Linked DNA regions of Homo sapiens: region 2 is linked to region 1. Evidence: chromatin loops called from intact Hi-C (ENCODE). Cell type or tissue: dorsolateral prefrontal cortex. All regions are shown on one strand. Each heading gives the region's core, and the rest is flanking DNA. Links, peaks and the distances in the headings are about the cores only.

Region 1 (9,752 bases), core at 744-8,743:
TTAACCCCTACTCAGGGCTGCTGGGTCAGATGGGAATGCAAACTTGAGTAGGCAGCAACCAGCAGGGACGGTGGTCCCCCGTGTTAAGAGAAGGAGGGTCTATCTTTCTCACATGATGGGAACTCTAGGGCTGGTGCACAGGTCAGCAGCATTGTCAGAGTGCAGGCTCTCCCAACTCCGTTGTCCCTAACTTGTGGTGTTTGCCCTCGTAGTTCCAAAGTGCCTGCTGTGCCTCCAGCACTCACGTTTCATTCCAGGCAGAGAGGCACTGGGAAAGTCAAAGGTCTTGGGAGGCTTTTTTTAAAATTTGGGAAGTAGCCGGGCGTGGTGGCTCACACCTGTAATCCCAGCACTTTGGGAGGCTGAGCGGGGGAGATCACTGAGGTCAGGAGTTCTAGATCAGCCTGGCCAACACGGTGAAACCCCGTCTCTACTAAAAATACAAAAGTTAGCCAGGCATGGTGGCAGATGCCTGTAGTCCCAGCTGAGGCAGGAAGAATAGCTTGAACCTGGGAGGCGGAGGTTGCAGTGAGCTGAGATGGCACCACTATTCTCCAGCCTGGGTGACAGAGCGAGACTCCTTCTCGAAAAAATAAAATAAAATAAACAAAAATAAAATTTGGGAAGTGAAGCCCTTCCTCATTGACTCCCACCTAGATCTCTTGGGCTAGAACACGCGCCTGGCTACTCATGGGTGGAAGGTAGTCAGGAAAAGAGCTATGAGCCTTCCAGCCTCAAGAGCTGGGTAAGGCAATGGAGGGGCAGCTAGGGGAGGTGTTGGGGGTGGGGGATCCATGTCCCTGCCTGGCTACTGTGGTCCTGCTACTGGTTCCACGCCCCCTGCAGAGGCTCCACCCCCGCCGGAGAGTTGAGGGACTTCCTTAATGTGCCTCTGTCACCCAAGGTCTGGGAGGTCACAGGAAGCCAAGAGAGCTTGAGCAACAGGGCAATTTGTTCTCGTTGCCTCATTTTCCTCATCTTTAACGCTGGGCCTTCACCCTACCTGCCTGACAGAGTGGCTGGGGGGATTAAATGAGACAGCGCGCACAGGGGCTGCGGCGGCTGAGCCGTGGACTCTGCATGGCACATGGTGTTTCTGGAGTGCTGCTGCCAAGCAATTGCCTTCTTCGTCCTGGCTTCAGGTTTCCCAGCTGCAAAATTGGATGAACGAATCATATTCTATGCCATGGGGTCATTCTGAGGATTAAATGACATTACACACCAAAGTGCTTCAGGGGCCATCTCCGTCTGCTTCTGCTGATTTCCGTGGGGTAGAGTCATAGAAGGTCAAGGCCCCTGTGAAGGTTCTTGTACCCAACAGGGGAGGTGCTGTTTCCAGCTGCGATTTGAAGAGGGAGGCGGTGGAGGGGAGGGAGGCCCTGCCAAAGCCCAGGAGCCCCCGGACACCTCCTGCTCAAGTCCCCACTTCCTCCAGGGGAGGCCCTGGGGACCCATCAGATAGTTTGCCGGCACCCTCCCAACAGAAGTCCCGGACTGATCAATGGCTCCCTGCTGGACTTTGAGCCTTCAGCCACAGTGGCCCAGCCTGGTTGGCTAGTCACAGCTGCTGTACCCAAACCTGGCTCCAGGGAGAGCAGAGGGGCTCCCTGGGACCCGCATGGGGCCCTGACCTGCTCAGGAGGGATGCAGACAACCTCTGCCTCTTTGTCGCTCCATGCCTCAGTTTCCCTGTGGCTCAGCATCTTGGGAGAACAGGGGATGGCGGAGATGCTGGAGCCCCTTCCACAGTTCCATTTTGCCTTGCCCCCTGGTTTCCATCTGGGCCCAGCTGTCCGGGGCCTGGAGAGCAGGAGCAGGTGTGTGCAGGGGTATGAGAGTCTCGGGTTCCAGCCCCTGCTTTGCCCTGACCCGTTGTGTGACGCTAGACAGCTGGCTTCTGCTCTCTGGGCCTCATCTCTGTAAAAGGGTCCCCATAAAAGGGTCCCCATCCTAAACCCCTTCCAACTCGGATATCTCCGTGGCTGTGAATCCATGGCTCAGGATGTCCTCTGCCCAAGGACAGCTTTCAACAGGACCTGGAAGCCCCCTGCCCAGGAATGTGTCCCAGGACGACAGTAGCCCTTCCTCCCTGTCCGTCTCCCCTCTCCAGGGCGGGAGACACGCTGAGTTGGCGGGTACAGTGCGCCCTCTGGTGGCTACTCAGGAACACTGCTCCATCCGGGCCCTGGTCGCTAAGTTCTCTGCTGGGCTGGTGGGGGTGGTCGGGGTTGGGGGTGGTCGGGGTTGGGGGCGGGGGGCGGCCCGCAAGGGCTGTAGGGGTAGCAATTTTCTTTCCTTTTCGGGGATGGGTGGAGGTGGGGTTGCTATAGTTCTGGGAAGCTTTATGGCCCCCAAATGTATACCTGCCACCAACATCACCAACATCTGTACCTCAGAGAAACTAAGGCCCTGGCTGGGATTTTTTTCTCCTGTTTCGCAGACCCCCGTCTGATGAGCTGATGGGGTACCTTGTCTCTGTGAGGTGAGTGGCAGCATCCCCACATGGTGGATGAAGAGACTGAGTCTCAGGCGGCCTCGTGATTGGGCCACTCCCAACCTTTCCGGCCTCAGCGCCTGCCCCTTCCTGGGACATCCCAGGGCCTCCGGCCTCCCAGCCGAGACTCACACTGTCCCCTCTGCCCAGAATACCTTCTTCTTGGGAGGAATGTCCATCCTTTAGGTCTTAGCTCAAATGCTCTTTTATTTGTCCTTATTTCAGAAATTGTGGTAACGTATTCGTCCATTTCTGTTGCTTGTAACAGAATACCTGAAACTGGGTAGTTTACAAAGACAAGGAATTTATTTTATACGGTTCTGGAGCCTGTGAAGTCCAAGGTTGAGGGGCCGCATCTGGTGAGGACCTCCTTGCTGGTGGGGACTCTGCAGAGTCCAGAGGCCACACAGGATATCACATGGTGAGGGGGCTGAGGTGCTGGCCCGGGTCTCTCTTCCTCTTCTTATAAAGCCGCCAGTCCCATGATAATCAATTAACCATTAACCCATTAATCCATGAATCCATGAATAGATTAAACCATTCATGAGGGCAGAGCCTTCATGACCCAATCACCTCTTAAAGGACCACCTCTCAGGCCAGGCCTGGTGCCTCACGCCTGTAATCCCAGCACTTTGGGAGGCCAAGGTGGGCAGATCACCTGAGGTCAGGAGTTTGAGACCAGCCTGGCCAACATGGTGAAACCCTGTCTCTGCTAAAAATACAAAAATTAGCCGGGCATGGTGACGGGCACCTCTAATCCCATCTTCTTGGAAAGCTGAGGCAGGAGAATAGCTTGAATCTGGGAGGTGGAGGTTGCAGTGAGCCAAGACTGTGCCACTCCACTCCACTCCACTCCACTCCACTCCACTCCACTGTGGAGGTTGCAGTGAGCCGAGATCGTGCCACTCCACTTCACTCTACTCCACTCCACTGTGGAGGTTGCAGTGGGCCGAGATCATACCACTCCACTCCACTCCACTCCAGCCTGAGCGACAGAGCAAGACTCCATCTCAAAAAAAAAAAAAAAAAAAAAAAAAGAAGAAGACCACCTCTCACCTCTCAATATTGCCACATTGGAGATTAAACTTCAACATGAGTTTTGGAGGGGACAAATGTTGAAACTATAGCACAGATACATAACATAAAATCTATCATTTTAACAATTTTAAGTGTACAGTTCAGTGGCATTCACTACACTCACAGTGCTGTGCAGCCATCACCACCGTCCATCTCCAGAGCTTTGTCATCTTCCCAAACTCAAACTCTGTGCCCATCAAACAATAACCCCCATTTCTTCCCTCCTCTCTGCCTCTGGCAACCTCCATTCTACCTTCTGTCACTATGAACTTGACTACTGTAGGTATCTCATATAGGCAGGATTATATAATAGGCTCCTCCTTTTGAGTCTGGCTGATTTCACTCAGCATAATGTCCTCAAGGTTCACCCACGTTGTAGCATGCGTCAGAATTTCCTTCATTTTTCAGGCTGAATAATATACCATCGTGTGCCTTGGTCACATTTTGTTTATCCATTCATCCATGGATGGCCACTTGGGTTGCTTCCTCCTTTTGACTATGTGAATAATGCTGCTATGAACATTGGGGTTGAACAAATATCTGTTCAAGTTCCCGTTTCAGTTCTCTTGGGTGCATCCACAGAAGTAGAATTCCCAGGTCATGTGATAATTCCATGTTTAATTTTTGAAGGACTGCCATATTGTACTCCCACGGTGGCTCTACCATCTTACAGTCTTGCTAGCAATGTACAAGGGTTCCAATTTCTCCACGTTCTCACTAACACTTGCTATTTTCTGTCTTAAAAAAAAAAATAACAGATGGCCAGGTGCAGTGGCTCATGCCCATAATCTCAGCGATTTGGGAGGCTGAGGCAGGAGGATCACTTAAGCTCAGGAGTTTGAGAACAGCCTGGGTAACATAGTGAGACCCTGTATCTACCAAAAAAAAAAAAAAAAAAGTTAGCTGGGTGTGGTGGTGCACGCCTGTAGTCCCAGCTACTGGGGACACTGAGGTGGGAGGATTGCTTGAGCCTGGGAGGTTGAGGCTGCAGTGCGCTGTGATCACACCACTGCACTCCAGCCTGAGCAACAGAGTGACTGAGATCCTGCCTTAGAAAAAAAAAAAAAAAGCCGTCCTGATGGAGGTGGAGTGGTGTCTGAGCATTGTGCCAGGCACTTTGTGGCATTATTTCATTTATCATATTATTATTATCCCCATTTGGCAGACGAGAAAACCGAGCTTCAGGGAGGTAGAGTCGCTGCCCTAAGTAACAGGGAGTCTGAGCTCTAAGCTCCTGCCCTGCCCGTGTGGTGCCTTCTCTGGGATTTATTAGGTGCCTGGGATGGAGTTCCCCAGATGGCCAGCAGGGGGCGCCCTTGACCCGGAGTCTAGCCTGGGCTTGAGGGTGGGGAGGGCAGAGCGGAGGGCTCAGAGTCCCTCAGTCCAAACCACTTACTCTATCCCCATTTTACCCTCCTCACCGCCAACCCAGTTCCCAGCCTCTGACTGCAGAGAACCCTGCAGCAGGGACTCAGGCAACTTGATAGAAGTGGGAGAGGTCCCATTAACAAGCCTTGTGACCTTGGGTGTGTGGTTGAACCACTCGGAGCCTGTTTCCCGTCTCTGAAATGGGGGCTACCACTGCTGCCTTGAGGATCTATCGATAGCCCTGCAAGTCAGGCATTTTGGCTTCCTGGAAGGTTGAGATGATGCTGCTGTTTTGGGGAATGGAAAAATGAGCATTTACTGGGTGCTAATTATGTACTGGGTGCTAATTATATGCTGGGTGCTTCCAATGGGACATTTTATTTTATGCCAACATAGTGAAATAAGGAATATTATTCCCATGTTACAGACGAGGAAACTGGGCTCGGAGAAGAGAAGTGAGTTGCTCAAAGCTCACATAGCCAGAAAACAACAGAGCTGGAATTCAAACCCAGCTTCTCCTTCTCCTCCAGGTGACCATTCAAACAAAGGCTAATGTGTGGTCTGGGGAGGGACAGGGAGACGAAGAGGCAGAGCTGCTTGCCTCCCCCTTCCTCCTTGGACTCTGCGGCCAGGCCGCCTGCCTTTGGCTCCACCACCTACTAGTTCTGTCCCCAAGGGCTGATCACTCCACCTCCCCGAGCCTCAGTTTTCTCATATGTACAATAGAGATAATCAACTTTGGATGATTCCGGATTTTAACAGTGAAAGGAAACGTCTTGGGTCAAAGGGAAGTCCCAGGCACAGCCGGTTTCAGGGATGGAAATAACGGGGTTATCCTTCTCTATCATTTATTCTTGGTTTCTCAGTCGCCTCTCCACCTCTCTGGGCTCTGCTCATCTCTGGGTTGGTGGCCTCACTTTCTCCTACTGCAGGCTTGCTTCCTTGATGTGGTGGGTGAAGAAAGGAAGGCAGGGCCACAGAGAGCGTTGGGCTTACATCTTTCCAGCTTTTCACCCTCGGGAAAGAGAGAGCTTCTCTACTCACAGCCAAATATTAAATCACAGGGAAAGAGTCTGATTGGCTAGGCTTATCTATTCCTGGGCCAATCACTGTGGCCAGTTGGAGATGAGGCATCCTAACTGGCTGATCTAGGTTACATGTCTGCCCCTGTGGTTGGGAGTGGGGAGTCTGGATAAGCAGCCTCACCAGAAGCACTTGGAGTGGGGCCAGGGCAATCAGTCATAGCTAACGCATCACTTACCATGTGCCAGTGTTGTTCTCAGCACATTGAACGCACAAATTCATTTAATTCTCACAACCAGGGTCCCATTCTACAGGTGAGGCAACTGAGGCAGAGAGGCACACAGCTGGTGAGTGGTGGGATTTGAACCCATTCTGGTTCCAGAGCACAGGCTCTAGTTCACCTGGAGGAAGGCTGTGGCATTATCAGAAGCAGAAGGGAAGGGCTGCCTGGCAGACAAACCCTGTTCCCTCCAGCACCCGTGGTATTCTTGGATGACAAAGAAGTCACCCCTTCCTGGGCTCGGCACACAGTAGGCCTTGTGGAATAGATGTTCTTCCCTTTCCTTGGAAAATCAGGGCAGACCAGCCTTATCCCCAAGGAACCAGGTTGGTGCTGTCCAGTTGAAAGTTCTCTGTGGACGTAGCCCCAGCCTAGGAAGCTCCAATGGCCACTGCTCCCCCTGCCGGGAAAACTGGAGGTGGCCATTGGGCCCTTCCGCCCCACCAGCCTGCACAGAGGGCTCTCTCAGTGTGGAGGGACCTCGGGTGAGAGGTGTGAAGTGGGAGGAGGGCGGGGAGTCTGGCTGGATCCCCCCTCATCCCGCTACCACCCGCACCAGGCTCCTTCCCTCCGTGTTATCCTTGGAGCTGAGGCTGGGGGCCGGGGGCTCACCAGGGGCGGTGGTGGGCCTCTGCTGGGTACACAAACACCAGTCAGCCATCCAGTGGCCAGTGAACAAGGCGAGCCCTCAGCAGAACTCGATAAGGTTTCCAAAAACAAGACGGGGCCGTTGAAAGGCTACATTACTCCCTCTTGCTGACAGCTGCTAATTTATGCTAATCAGATGCAGGAAAACCCCAAGTTCCCAGTGGGCCCCAGGAGACAGGGAGAATCCAGCCCTGCTGAGCAGGAGGGTGAAGTGGACCTGTGTTCCCGTGGCCGCCCGGCCCCTGCCCTGCCCTGGGCCCCAGAGTGGCCTCAGTTCTCCTGGTCCCTCGCTCTGCTGGGCCAAGAGGGGCTGGGACCTTGTCCTGGGTGCCAGGGCCCCTGAGAAAGATTAGGGGGATGGGGTTTTGGGGTCAGTCTGTGGCCTGGCTGAAAACAGGCAAGGTGGCTGCCACGAGCCACGCACTCAGCCATTAATTCACTGACTCCTCCTCAACTCCGCGAGGTGGGAGTCACTGTGGCTGTGAGGAAACAGAGGCCTGGGGTGGTTCAGTGACTTGCTCAAGGTGGCCTGGAAATGGAAGCATTGGGTGACAACTCTGGTGTCAGGCATCCTGGGCTGAGCTCCTGGATCGGCCACGGAATAGCTGCGTGACCTTGGGCAAATTGCTTAACCTCTGCGTGTCAGTCCCCTCATGAGTAAAGCGGGAATGATGGCCATATGTCCTCATGGGATGTTTGGACCATTAAATGAAATGCTGGCATGCGGCGGGCAAGAGCAGAGTTGGTCATGGCCTTTAGCAAACTGAGGCGTGGCCTGGAGTCCGACTCCATGGGTCTGACTCCGAAGCCCAAGTTCCTCCAAAGGCCCCAGGCTCTTTCCTCCCTGAGGAGTCTGGGGACAAGAAAATTCCCAAGGCACAGCCCCTTCCCATCCGAGGCCCCCACCCACATGATATGACCAAATGCAGAGTGCAGGGGGCAGTGAGATCCCTGGGCCTGCTCCGGACTCCTCCAGGCCTCTCAGCAGGCAGCCTCGGCTCATGGAAAGGGCATGGGGTTGAGGACCAGGGACGAGGACTCCAGCCCCAGCTCGGCCTCTTCTTTCCCACCAAGTGGCTCAGGGGTGGCCTTTTTGATGTGAGATGAGACACTGGACATTGCATTCCCCGTGGTCTGCAGGGCTGTGTGTAGGGTGTCATCATTTCTGCCTCTTACCTTGGCCTGTGCTGTTTCTAGGCCCTGACCCCCCTTTCCTAGGTCAGGGCCGGTCTCCTCTGTCCAGCCTTGCTGGCTGCCCCTGGGTCCCCATGACTTTCCTTTCCTTTCCCTTTTCTTTCCCCTTTTCTTTCCCCATTCTTTCCCCTTTCCTTTCCCCTTTCCTTTCCCTTTTCCTTTCCTTTCCTTTCCTTTCCTTTCCTTTCCTTTCCTTTCCTTTCCCCTTTCCTTTCCTTTCCCCTTTCCTTTCCTTTCCGCTTTCCTTTCCTTTCCTTTCCTTTCCTTTCCTTTCCTTTCCTTTCCTTTCCTTTCCTTTCCTTTCCTTTCCTTTCCTTTCCTTTCCTTTCCTTTCCTTTCCTTTCCTTTCCCCTCTTTCCTTTCTTTGGAGTCTCACTCTGTCATGCTGGAGCACGGGTGGCGTGATCTCGGCTCCCTGCAATCTCTGCCTCCCAGGTTCAATTGATTCTCGTGCCTCAGCCTCCCGAGTAGCTGGGAGGGACATGCACCACCACGCCTGGCTAATTTTTTGTATTTTTAGTAGAGATGGGGTGTCACCATGTTGGCCAGGCTGGTCTTGAACTCCTGACCTCAAGTGATCCACCCACCTTGGCCTCCCAAAGTGCTAGGATTACAGGCGTGAGCCACTGTGCCAGGCCGAGAGTGCATTTCTTTAACCCTTTGCTGCTGGCCTCATGCTCCTTGGGGTCCATTCTCACTCCTTCCCTCAGACTCCCTCCCTCCCTCCTCAGTTCAGCTCCCCTCCCCGCTCCCCAGTTGCTCTCCTCACCACACATCTGCAGCCTCACCCAGTCACTGTGGCTCAGGCACTGGCACGGGGATGGGATGGCCTGGTGGTCAGCACTGGCTGCTACCTGTCTGTTTCCTCGCAGGAGGAGCTGACTGAGCCTCAGTGTCCCCAGATAAGGAGGGGAGTATGCTCCCAGAAGCGTCTCCTGGGGGGCTAAGTGAAAGCCGGGCCAACCCTTCGTCCAGAGCCCTATGTCCACGAGGACCAGCCTGGCAGGCACGGGCCCTTCTGGCACCAGCGTCCTGAAGGGCTGAGCAGTTGGTGACTGGATAATCCTTTTCTGAGTGTATCATGACCTCTGGTTGTGTGAGGAAGCCCAGAGACCGACTATGGCTTCCTTGGGCTTCCAGAACATTCTTGGGTTTCTGGAACCATCAGAGCCACGGTAATCTGGTGATTCTGGGTGGGCCGTCTGGGGGCCTGGGCCTTGCAGCTGTGAAGAATTCATTTAAATTTTCCATGGAGGGATTGGCTCCCGGCCAGGCCACGTGAGTTATTTTGAGGCACTCTGGTCGGTGCTCTCTGCCCTGCCCTCGTCCAAGTAAACGAGCCCCACCGAGTGGGCCTGGAAACCCCACCCAGCCTTGTTTATGGCCCTGCTGGGCTCTGTGGCTGGTCAGTGGCCAGAATCTGGCATCTGCCCCCCATTCCCTCACCCCAGGCTGGGTGGAGTAGGCACAGGATGGTAAAATGTCCTGACCCATTCATGGCAGTGTGGTTTCTGGGCCAGGCAGGGGCATCCTGAACTGAAGAAAAATAAAAATAAGATAAACATAGCAATCCCAATGTCACCCTTCTGGGAGGCCTCCCCTCGTGTGTCAGGGCATGCGGTACAGCCGGAGACCAGGAGAAGACCATGTCCCTGCCGGCCTACCACG
Region 2 (9,184 bases), core at 230-8,229, 380 kb before region 1:
TTTAACGTGTAGCCTGCACTGCTGCTGTGCCATGGCCTGCACAGGGCTCAGGACTTGGGTTTAGCTGTGCAAGGGCTCAGGACAGCTTCAAGGAATTTAGGAGACATAGTCCCCAAGACTGCTTTTTTAATGCTGGAGCCGTTGGGAAGTACACTCTCTCTTCAGGGACCCAGAGCTATAAAGTCAATGAAAGCCTAAAACTGCTTGTAGCCACAGTCATCTTTCTGTTTTCTTTTCTTTCTTTCTTTCTTTTTTTTTTTTTTTTTGAGACAGGGTCTCACTCTATTGCCCAGGGTAGAGTGCAGTGGCACAATCATAGCTCACTGTAGCCTTGAATTCCTGGGCTCAAGGAGGGATCCTCTCACCTTAATCTCCTGAGCAGCTGGAACTACAAGTGCAAACCATCATGCTCAACTAATTTTTTTCTTATTATCTTTTGTAGAAATGGGGTCTTGCTATGTTGCCCAGGCTGATTTCAAACTCTCAGCCTCAAGTGATCCCCCCCCCCCTTAGCCTCCCAAAGTGCTAGGATTTACAGGTGTGAACCACTGCACCTGGCCCTAGAACGGCTAGTAGCCATCTTGCTTGGCTGCCTGTAAGAGAGAATTGAGGGATAACGAGAGACATGGAGCTGTGAAACCTTCTCTTGAGCCCCTGGGATCCAGCCATACTTAACATACTTCAAAACATACTTCCGGCCAGGCACGGTGGCTCATGTCTGTAATCCCAGCACTTTGGGAGGCCGAGATGGGTGGATCACGAGGTCAGGAGATCGAGACCCCTGGCTAACATGGTGAAACCCCGTCTCTACTAAAAATACAAAACATTAGCCAGGCATGGTGGCAGGCACCTGTAGTCCCAGCTACTCGGGAGGCTGAGGCAGGAGAATGGTGTGAACCCGGGAGACAGAGCTTGCAGTGAGCCGAGATCGGGCCACCGCACTCCAGCCTGGGTGACAGAGTGAGGCTCTGTCTCAAACAAACAAACAAACAAACAAACAAAAACATACTTCCAGAGTTTGTCAGTAAATCTTCCCCTCCCTGCTCCAATCCTCTCACCTCAGCCTCCCAGTAGCTGGGACTACAGGCATGTAATGTCACCCCTCACCCTGGCTTTTTTTTTTTTTTGGCAGAGATGAGGGGTCTCGCTATGTTGCCCAGGCTGCTTCTTAAACTCCTGGGCTCAAGCTATCCCTGTAGGCCTCCCAAAGCCTGGAATTACAGGGAAATTTACTACAACAGGCCTGTGTTATGTTTCTGTTACTTGCAACTGCTAGAATCCTGGTTGATACAATGTTTGAAATAAGTCTGATCTAGATCTTAGGTGGACTGGAGACCACAGCCAAATCTTAAATGGTTTAGCATAGAACCTGGCACATAATAATAAGCACTGGCTGCTCAGAAAACACTGCTCCTGTAGTTCCCTGTACTTCTCCACTAAGGTGCATATGATAATTTTTTTTTAGACAGAGTCTCACTCTGTCACCCAGGCTGGAATGCAGTGGCACGAACTCAGCTCACTGCAACCTCCGCCCCCCAGGTTCAAGCGATTCTCCTGCCTCAGCCTCCCGAGTAGCTGGGATTACAGGCACCCACCACTATGCCCAGCTAATTTTTTGTATTTTTTTAGTAGAGACGGGGTTTCGCCATGTTGGCCAGGCTGGTCTCAAGCTCCTGACCTTGTGATTTGCCCGCCTCTGCCTCCCAGAGTGCTGGGATTACAGGCATGAGCCACCGTGCCCAGCCACATATCACAATTTTAATTGAATAACGATTCATATTGTTAATTGTTCAGTCTTTCAACCAGCCTGCAAGCTTATTTGTGTAGGAACTGTAACTTGTTCACTGTATTCCTCAGCACATGACCTAGCAGAGTGGGTGTTTCACCATGTTGGCCAAGCTGGTCTTGAACTCCTGACCTCAGGTGATCCGCCTCCCAAAGTGTTGGGATTACAGGCGTGAGCCACCGCACCCGGCCAAGACAAAATTATGAGAAATTTAGTATAAAAATATCAGTTGGCTTTATTTGCGATTCCACAATTGGGCAGCACCTCATTCTATAAAATAGAATAAGTATGTCAATGATCTGAGCAGAAGAGCTTGGCTTTATAGACACAGAAGGGTTAAAGAAAGCATTGGCAAAGAATAAAGAGTATATTAGGCCCAGAGCCCTGGATCACACCTGTAATCCCAGTGATTCAGGAGGCTGGGATGGGAGGATCCCTTGGGCCAGGAGTTTCAGGCCAGCCTGGCCAACATGGTGATACCCCGTCTCTACAAAAATTTAAAAAATGGGCCAGGTGAGGTGGTTCCCTGGAGGCCGAGGTGAGCGGACCACCTGAGGTGAGGAGTTCCAGACCAGCCTGGCCAAGATGGTGAAACCCTGTCTTTACCAAAAATTCAAAAATTAGGCCAGGCATGGTGGCTCACACCTGTAATCCCAGCACTTTGGGAGGCCGAGGTGGGTGGATCATGAGGTCAGGAGATCAAGACCACCCTGGCTAACATGGTGAAACCCCATCCCTACTAAAAATACAAAAAATTAGCTGGGTGTGGTGGCAGGCACCTGTAGTCCCAGCTACTCGGGAGACGGAGGCAGGAGAATGGCGTGAACCCGGGAGGTGGAACTTGCAGGGAGCCAAGATGGCACCACTGCACTCCAGCCTGGGGACAGAGCGAGACTCTGTCTCAAAAAAAAAAAAATCAAAAATTATCCGGGTGTGGTGGAATTTTTTTTTTTTTTTTAACGGCCAGGTGCAGTGGCTCACGCTTGTAATCCCAGCACTTTGGGAGGCTGAGGCAGGTGGATCACTTGAGGTCAGGAGTTCGAGACCAGCCTGGCCAACATGAAGAGACTGTGTCTCTACTAAAAATACAAAAATTAGCAGGGCATGTGGTGCACGCCTGTTATCCCAGCTACTCAGGAGGATGAGGCACAAGAATCGCTTGAACCTGGGAGACAAGAGGTTGCAGTGAGCTAGGTAGCACCACTGCACTCCAACTCCAGCCTAGGCAACAGAGTGAGACTCCATCTCAAAAAAAAAAAAGGCCAGGTGCAGTGGCTCACACTTGTAATCCTAGCACTTTGGGAGGCCAAGGCAGGCGATCACTTGAGGTCAGGAGTTCGAGACCAGCCTGGCCAACATGGCAAAACCCTGTCTCTATTAAAAATACAAAAAAATTAGCCAGGCGTGGTGGCATATGCCTGTAATCCCAACTACTCGGGAGGCTGAGACAGGAGAATTGCTTGAACCCAGGAGGCGGACGTTGCAGTGAGCCGAGATGGCGCAAGACTCCATCTCAAATAAAAAAAAAAAAATTAAAAATAAGCAGAGCGTGGAGGTGTCCACCTGTGGTCCCAGGTACTCAGGAGGCTGAGGCAGGAGGATCGCTTGAGCCCAGGAAGTCAAAGCTTCAGTGAGCTGGGTTTATGCCACTATGCCACTGCACTCCAGCCTGGGTGACAAAGCTAGACCCTGTACCTTAGAAAAAAGAAAAATTTTTAAAAAAGGCCAGACACAGTGGGTTATGCCCGTAATCTTAGCACCTTGTGAGTTCTAAGCCGGTGGACCACTTGAGCTCAGGAGTTCGAGACCAGCCTGGCCAAAATGGTGAAACCCTGTCTCTACTTAAAAAAAAAAAAAAAATTAGCTGGGCATGGTGGTGTGCGCCTGTGATCCCACTTACTTGGGAGGCTGAGGCAGGAGAATCGCTTGAACCCGGGAAGCAGAGGTTGCAGTGAGCCGAGATTGCACCACTGCACTCCAGTCTGGGCGACAGAGCGAGACTCTATCTCAAAAAAAAAAAAAAGAGTATATAGTTATTTTTCAAAGTTACTTTTACTTTTCTTGTAAGGCAGGACAGACCAATAGAATAATAACCAAGTGGTTACTATCAGGTTCTTTCAAGCCGCCTTTTTTTGCGTAGGATTAAAGCAGGGAAATGTGATGTTGATTGAGGATTTAAACCGGCCTGTTTGGGAAATTGGCTGTTGTCTCTTGATTTCTCCCCAGGTTAGATGGCAACTCAGTTTCCATTTGGTAATGTGGAACTTTAGCATGGGTGACTCTTTTGATTTTTAGTCTGGTCGGCTGGGGCCTGGTGCAGAAACTTAGTCCAAAACAGTGGCCTCCTATAATGTTTATTTAACGGTAGGAAACACATGTTAGTTAAGGTGATGGTGAAGCCTTCCTCTTCACTTCCATTCTCTCAACCCACTCTCCCAGGGCCCTGCAAAACAAGAAGGGCCATCGTCATTTCACAGAAGCGGAAACAAGACCCACGCAGGGAAGGACTTGCTCCAGGGCTCGGCGGGGTGCCGCACAGCCTGGGACCTGCGGGTTCTCAGGACAGACGTGTGGCGGGGCCAACAGTGCGGCGCTCAGGGATAGTGGGGCGCGGCCCAAAGCGGGTGGAGCGCGGCCCAAAGCGGGTGGGGCGCGCAGACTCCACGTGGCCCCGGCGCCGCCCTCTGCGCCCCCTCCCGGCCTCTCCCGGGCCACCCGCGGATTCCCCCAGAGAGGATCGCGCCCTGAACCCGCCGCCCCCGGCTCCTGAGGCCAGGCCTCGCCTCCATTCCTGCCCTGCGCCCTCCCCCTCTCCGGGGCCAGGGGGCCCTCTAAGCTTCCGGGTCTCCAGCCCCCAAAAGGGCCCCGCTCTAGCGGCGACTCCCCGCCCGCCTCTCCCGGGACTCGGGTCCCGCCTCCAGCACCCACTTTAGCCTCCCCCAGATAAGTCCCGCCAGACCCCCACACCCCCAACCCCCACACCCCCAGCCCCTTCCCAACTCCCCTCGTCCCCACCTCCGGCCCCGCGCCCGCGCCCGCGCCCGATCCTTCACGGACTCGTTCCGAAGATCCAGCCTCGCCCTGCCCCGCCCAGGGCCCGGCCGCTCCCCGCCCTCGTCCCCCGGCCCGGGCTCCGCCCCTCCCTCGACTCCGGCCCCGCCCTCCCCCCCGCTCCCTCCGGTCCCCGGATCGGGCCCCGCCCCCGCCCCCGCCCCAAGGACTCTCTTTGTTCCGGAGTCAACCGGCCTCGGTCCTGGGATCGCTGATTCCACGGAGGAGAGCCATACCTGGGCGTCTCCACCCCCCACCCCACTGTCTCTGGAGACCAAGGCCGGCGCCGGGGGAGGCGGGTGTGCGGGCGCGCGAGCCGAGCCCTTTGTTCAGGAGAACATTCCTCAGCGCCAGCCTCCCCACCTGGAGAGCCTGTGGTTCCTGTTTCAGGCTTTGCCTTGGAGAAACTCTCGCCGAGTATGCAGCTCTCAAGCCTGGCTTCTGGCGCATCCTACTTCATGGCCTTCAACGGGTCCTTTGACCTCCCTGAACCTCAATTTTCTCACTTGTAGAATGGGAACCAAAATTCTGACGTCGAATGATCGCTGTGAAATTAAATTAAATGCCAAAACACAAATGTAGAGTATCTGCAGGCATAAGGTGAATGTTAGATACTTGCGTTTGGAAGACCTTCACCGAAAGAAGCTAACATTTTTGTATTGAGTTCACCCTACTCCCCCATCCCGCTTTGTATGGGCAATTTGTAGTCCTCCCAAATCTTTGAAATCTCACTTTCTTAGTAAAGACTTTCCCTGATTTCTGGGGCACACCCTCATGGAGTCACCCTCTGGCATATTTCCATAGCATGCTGTAACGTCTATTAAAATATTTGCAGTTACTTTTTTTTTAATTGAGACTTAATTTGCATTCAGCGAAATACACACAACTTGGCAGGGCGCGGTGGCTCGCGCCTGTAATCCCAGCACTTCGGGAGGCCGAGGCGGGCAGATCACCTGAGGTCAGGAGTTTTGAGACCAGCCTGGCCAACATGGCGAAACCCCATCTTTACTAAAAATACAAAAATTAGCCGGGCCTGGTGGTGCGTACCTCTAATCCCAGCTACTCAGGAGGCTGAGACAGGAGAATCACTTGAATCCAGGAGACGGAGGTTGCAATGAGCCGAGATTGGGCCATTGCACTCCAGCCTGGACGACAGAGCAAGACTCTGTCTCACAAAAAAAAAAAAAGAAAAGAAAGAAAAAAAGAAACTGCCAAACAGTCCTCTCAAGTTATATAGTTATATCCTTTTACATTCCATTCTTTACATGCGGTTTTTTTTTTTTGTTTTTTTTTTTTTTTTTTGAGACAAGGCCTCACTCTGTCACCCAGGCTGGAGTGCAGTGGTGTGATCATAGTGATCATAGCTCAGCAGCCTCGACCTCCCGTGCTCAAGCCATCCTCCCGCCTCAGCCTCCCAAAGTACTGGGATTACTAGCTTGAGACTCTTTGCCCAGCCCCATTTTCCATTCTCACCAGCAGTTATAAGCATTCCAGTTGCTCCACATCCTCTTGAGCATTTGACATTGCCAAACATTTTACTTTTAGCCATTGGAATGGGTGTAGTGTATCTCATTATGACATTACTTTTTAAAAATGAGTAATACAAGTATTCAGTTCTAAAGGTACAAAAGCCTATTAGTCTGTTTAATTTTTCTCCCTGAAAAGTATGTTTCATGAGTGGCTTGTGTCTCCATTTACACTGACATTTCTTTTTGACTATCTGTCTTTTTTCCACTAGAATATAAGCCCCAGGAGGAGAGGGACTGCCTATGGTGATGATAGCTGTCATCTCAGCTCCTTTCTAAAGCTAGTAAAAGCCTAATAAATATTGGTGAATGAATGCCCAGCACTATTCTTCTAGACAAGTCGCATAATCTATTACATTATCACATTTTGATTCAAGAGAGTAGCAGATTCCTTTGGGACTAAGTATGGAACTGAGTGATATCAATACAAAGTTGTGGCCGGGTGCGGTGGCTCACACCTGTAATCCCAGCACTTTAGGAGGCCGAGGTGGGTGGATCACGAGGTCAGGAGATTGAGATGAGCCTGGCCAACATTATGAAACCCCATCTCTACTAAAAATACAAAAATTAGCTGGGCGTGGTGGTGTGTGCCTGTAATCCCAGCTACTCCGGAGGCTGAGGCAGGAGGATCGCTTGAACTAGGGAGTCAGAGGTTGTGGTGAGCTGAGATCGTGCCACTGCACTCCAGCCTGGCGACAGAGCAAGACTCTGTTTCAAAAAAAAAAAAATACAAAGTTGTAAAATGAATGAATGTTGATGAAGGAGCTCTCGGGGTGTTCCTGCATGCAGTGCAAGCTGGCTTTTTGAAAACAACATCTATATGTTAAGTGCTATGCAAACTTTGAAAATAAACATCTGTTACTTCTGCTGCCCAGCATTACTTCACCCTTCTAGTAACAGGACACGAATTTTTCTCTGGGAAATTGTCCTCCTCCACTCAGTCCACACCTCCATCAGCTTCAGGGCATGTGACTCAACCCCAACTAATCAGAGCATCTCAGCCCCTTGACAACTGTGATTGGTTCAGGGATGTGCCCACCCAATTTGGGCCAATGAAAGCCAGCCCTGTCTTGTTGGGCAAGAAAGCTCTTTTTCCTGCAGGACTTGCAATTGTGGTGATGAAAGACTAGGAGAAATGAGGTCAAGGGGAATCGAGCTATTAATGAAGTGATGGAGGGAACATCCCTGGTATTAGGAAGAACAGGAAGAAGGCCACTGCAGTACAGGGAAAAAGGAGAGAGGTAGAGGATGAGAGGATGAGTTCAGGGGCAGGCAGAGGCCAGATCTTTTTTTTTTTTCAGACAGAGTCTTGCTCTGTTCCCCACGCTGGCTTGCAGTGGCGCGATCTCAGCTCACTGCAACCTCCGCCTCCTGGGTTCAAGCGTTTCTCCTGCCTCAGTCTCCCGAGTAGCTGGGATTACAGGCATGTGCCACCATGCCCAGGTAGTTTTTGTATTTTTAGTAGAAACGGGGTTTTGCCATGGTGGCCAGACTGGTCTTAAAATCCTAGAGAGGCCAGATTTTGAGGGGCCTCAAGGAAGATCCTCAAGGATCATGGGAAGGATTTGGAGTTTACCTTTTTTTTTTTTTTTTTTTGAGACAGAGTCTTGCTCTGTCACCCAGGCTGGAGTGCAGTGACGCGATCTCAGCTCACAGCAACCTTCACCTTGTAGCTCACTTGCAAGCAAAGTTGCAAGCTCACTGCAACCTGGGCTCAAGCAATTGAGCCCGAGCAGCTAGGATTACAGGTGCCTGCCACCACGCCCGGCTAATTTTTATATTTTTAGTAGAGACAGGGTTTCACCATGTTGGCCAGGCTGGTCTCAAACTCCTGACCTCAAGTGATCCACCTGCCTTGGCCTCCCAAAGTGCTGGGATTACAGGAGTGAGCCACGGCACCCAGCCTGGAGTTTACCTTGAGAAGCTATTAGAAGAATTTGAGCAGAAGAGTCAATGATCTGATTAAATTTTTTTTGCGACCAAGTCTTGCTTTGTCACTCAGGCTGGAGTGCAGTGACACAGTCATTGCTCACTACTGCAACCTCAACCTCTTAGGCTCAAGGGATTCTACTGCCTCAGCCTCCTGAGTGGCTGAGACCATGGGTACGTGTCACCATGCTCAGCTAATTTTTAAAAATTTTTTTGTAGAGATAGGGACTTGATACATTATTCAGGTTGGTCTTCAACTCTCCTATCTCTGCCTCTCGAAGTGCTGGGATTACAGGTGTGAACTACTGCACTGGTCAAAAAGTATTTCAGTGACATATCAATACAGGAAAACACATAGCTTGTAGCTCATCCTTTAAAACCAGAATAGCCAAGTGAAAAGTCAGTACAGCTTCTTATTTTTACTTTAAAAAAGACATCAGCCCAGGAGCAGTGGCTCACGCCTGTAATCCCAGCACTTTCAGAGGCCAAGACGGGCAAATCACCTGAGGTCAGGAGTTCCAAACCAGCCTGGCCAACATGGCAAAAACCCGTCTCTACTGAAAAAAAAAAATTAGCTGGGCATGGTGGCAGACGCCTGCAATCCCAGCCACTCGGGAGGCTGAGGCAGGAGAATCACTTGAACCCAGGAGACGGAGGTTGCAGTGAGCCGAGATCATGCCACTGCACTCTAGCCTGGGCAAAAGAGAGAGACCCTATCTCAAAAAAAAAAAAAAATTCAAAGGTACGCAGTGGGAATTGAACTACTATGTTTTTTCTTCTTCCTAGAGATGTGACATACATGTTTTCTGGTAAGTAACATTCTACCAAATGTTGTCTTAAACCAAAGCAGAGAGATGACCAGTGAAGCTTCTTACTACCCCCTACTTACTAA

Evidence for each region. Hi-C counts contacts between places; a loop is a spot of excess contacts. Peaks named below come from ENCODE experiments on the same cell type or tissue, not always from the same donor. Only the 100,000 strongest peaks of a DNase experiment are listed, where the experiment ranks them.
Region 2: it touches region 1 in a loop (2.3-fold over the local background); 2 of 110 quality-filtered maps call a loop at or near these places.

Annotation. Positions count from the first base shown.
Region 1 is chr1:30,774,898-30,784,649 of GRCh38, reverse strand. LOC105378621 (a long non-coding RNA gene) reads left to right here and starts at 2,299. Exons shown (of 3, transcript XR_947134.2): 1 at 2,299-2,482; 2 at 2,763-2,915; 3 at 8,957-9,571. RefSeq lists enhancers at 4,788-4,867, 4,978-5,167 and cis regulatory regions at 4,666-5,190, 6,504-7,169. In dorsolateral prefrontal cortex, for the core only: CTCF peaks have their summits at 2,139 (motif pointing left), 4,864 (motif pointing right) and 6,660 (motif pointing left); DNase peaks (open chromatin) are centred at 1,561, 2,129, 4,869, 6,139 and 1 weaker place; H3K27ac peaks cover 5,080 bases.
Region 2 is chr1:31,150,770-31,159,953 of GRCh38, reverse strand. LOC107984935 (a long non-coding RNA gene) reads right to left here and starts at 4,908. Exons shown (of 2, transcript XR_001737961.2): 1 at 4,802-4,908; 2 at 3,820-4,229. RefSeq lists enhancers at 4,104-4,193, 3,768-4,403, 5,041-5,677, 5,678-6,315 and a silencer at 4,364-4,953. In dorsolateral prefrontal cortex, for the core only: CTCF peaks have their summits at 4,269 and 4,475 (motif pointing left); DNase peaks (open chromatin) are centred at 4,398 and 5,103; H3K4me3 peaks cover 1,607 bases; H3K27ac peaks cover 978 bases.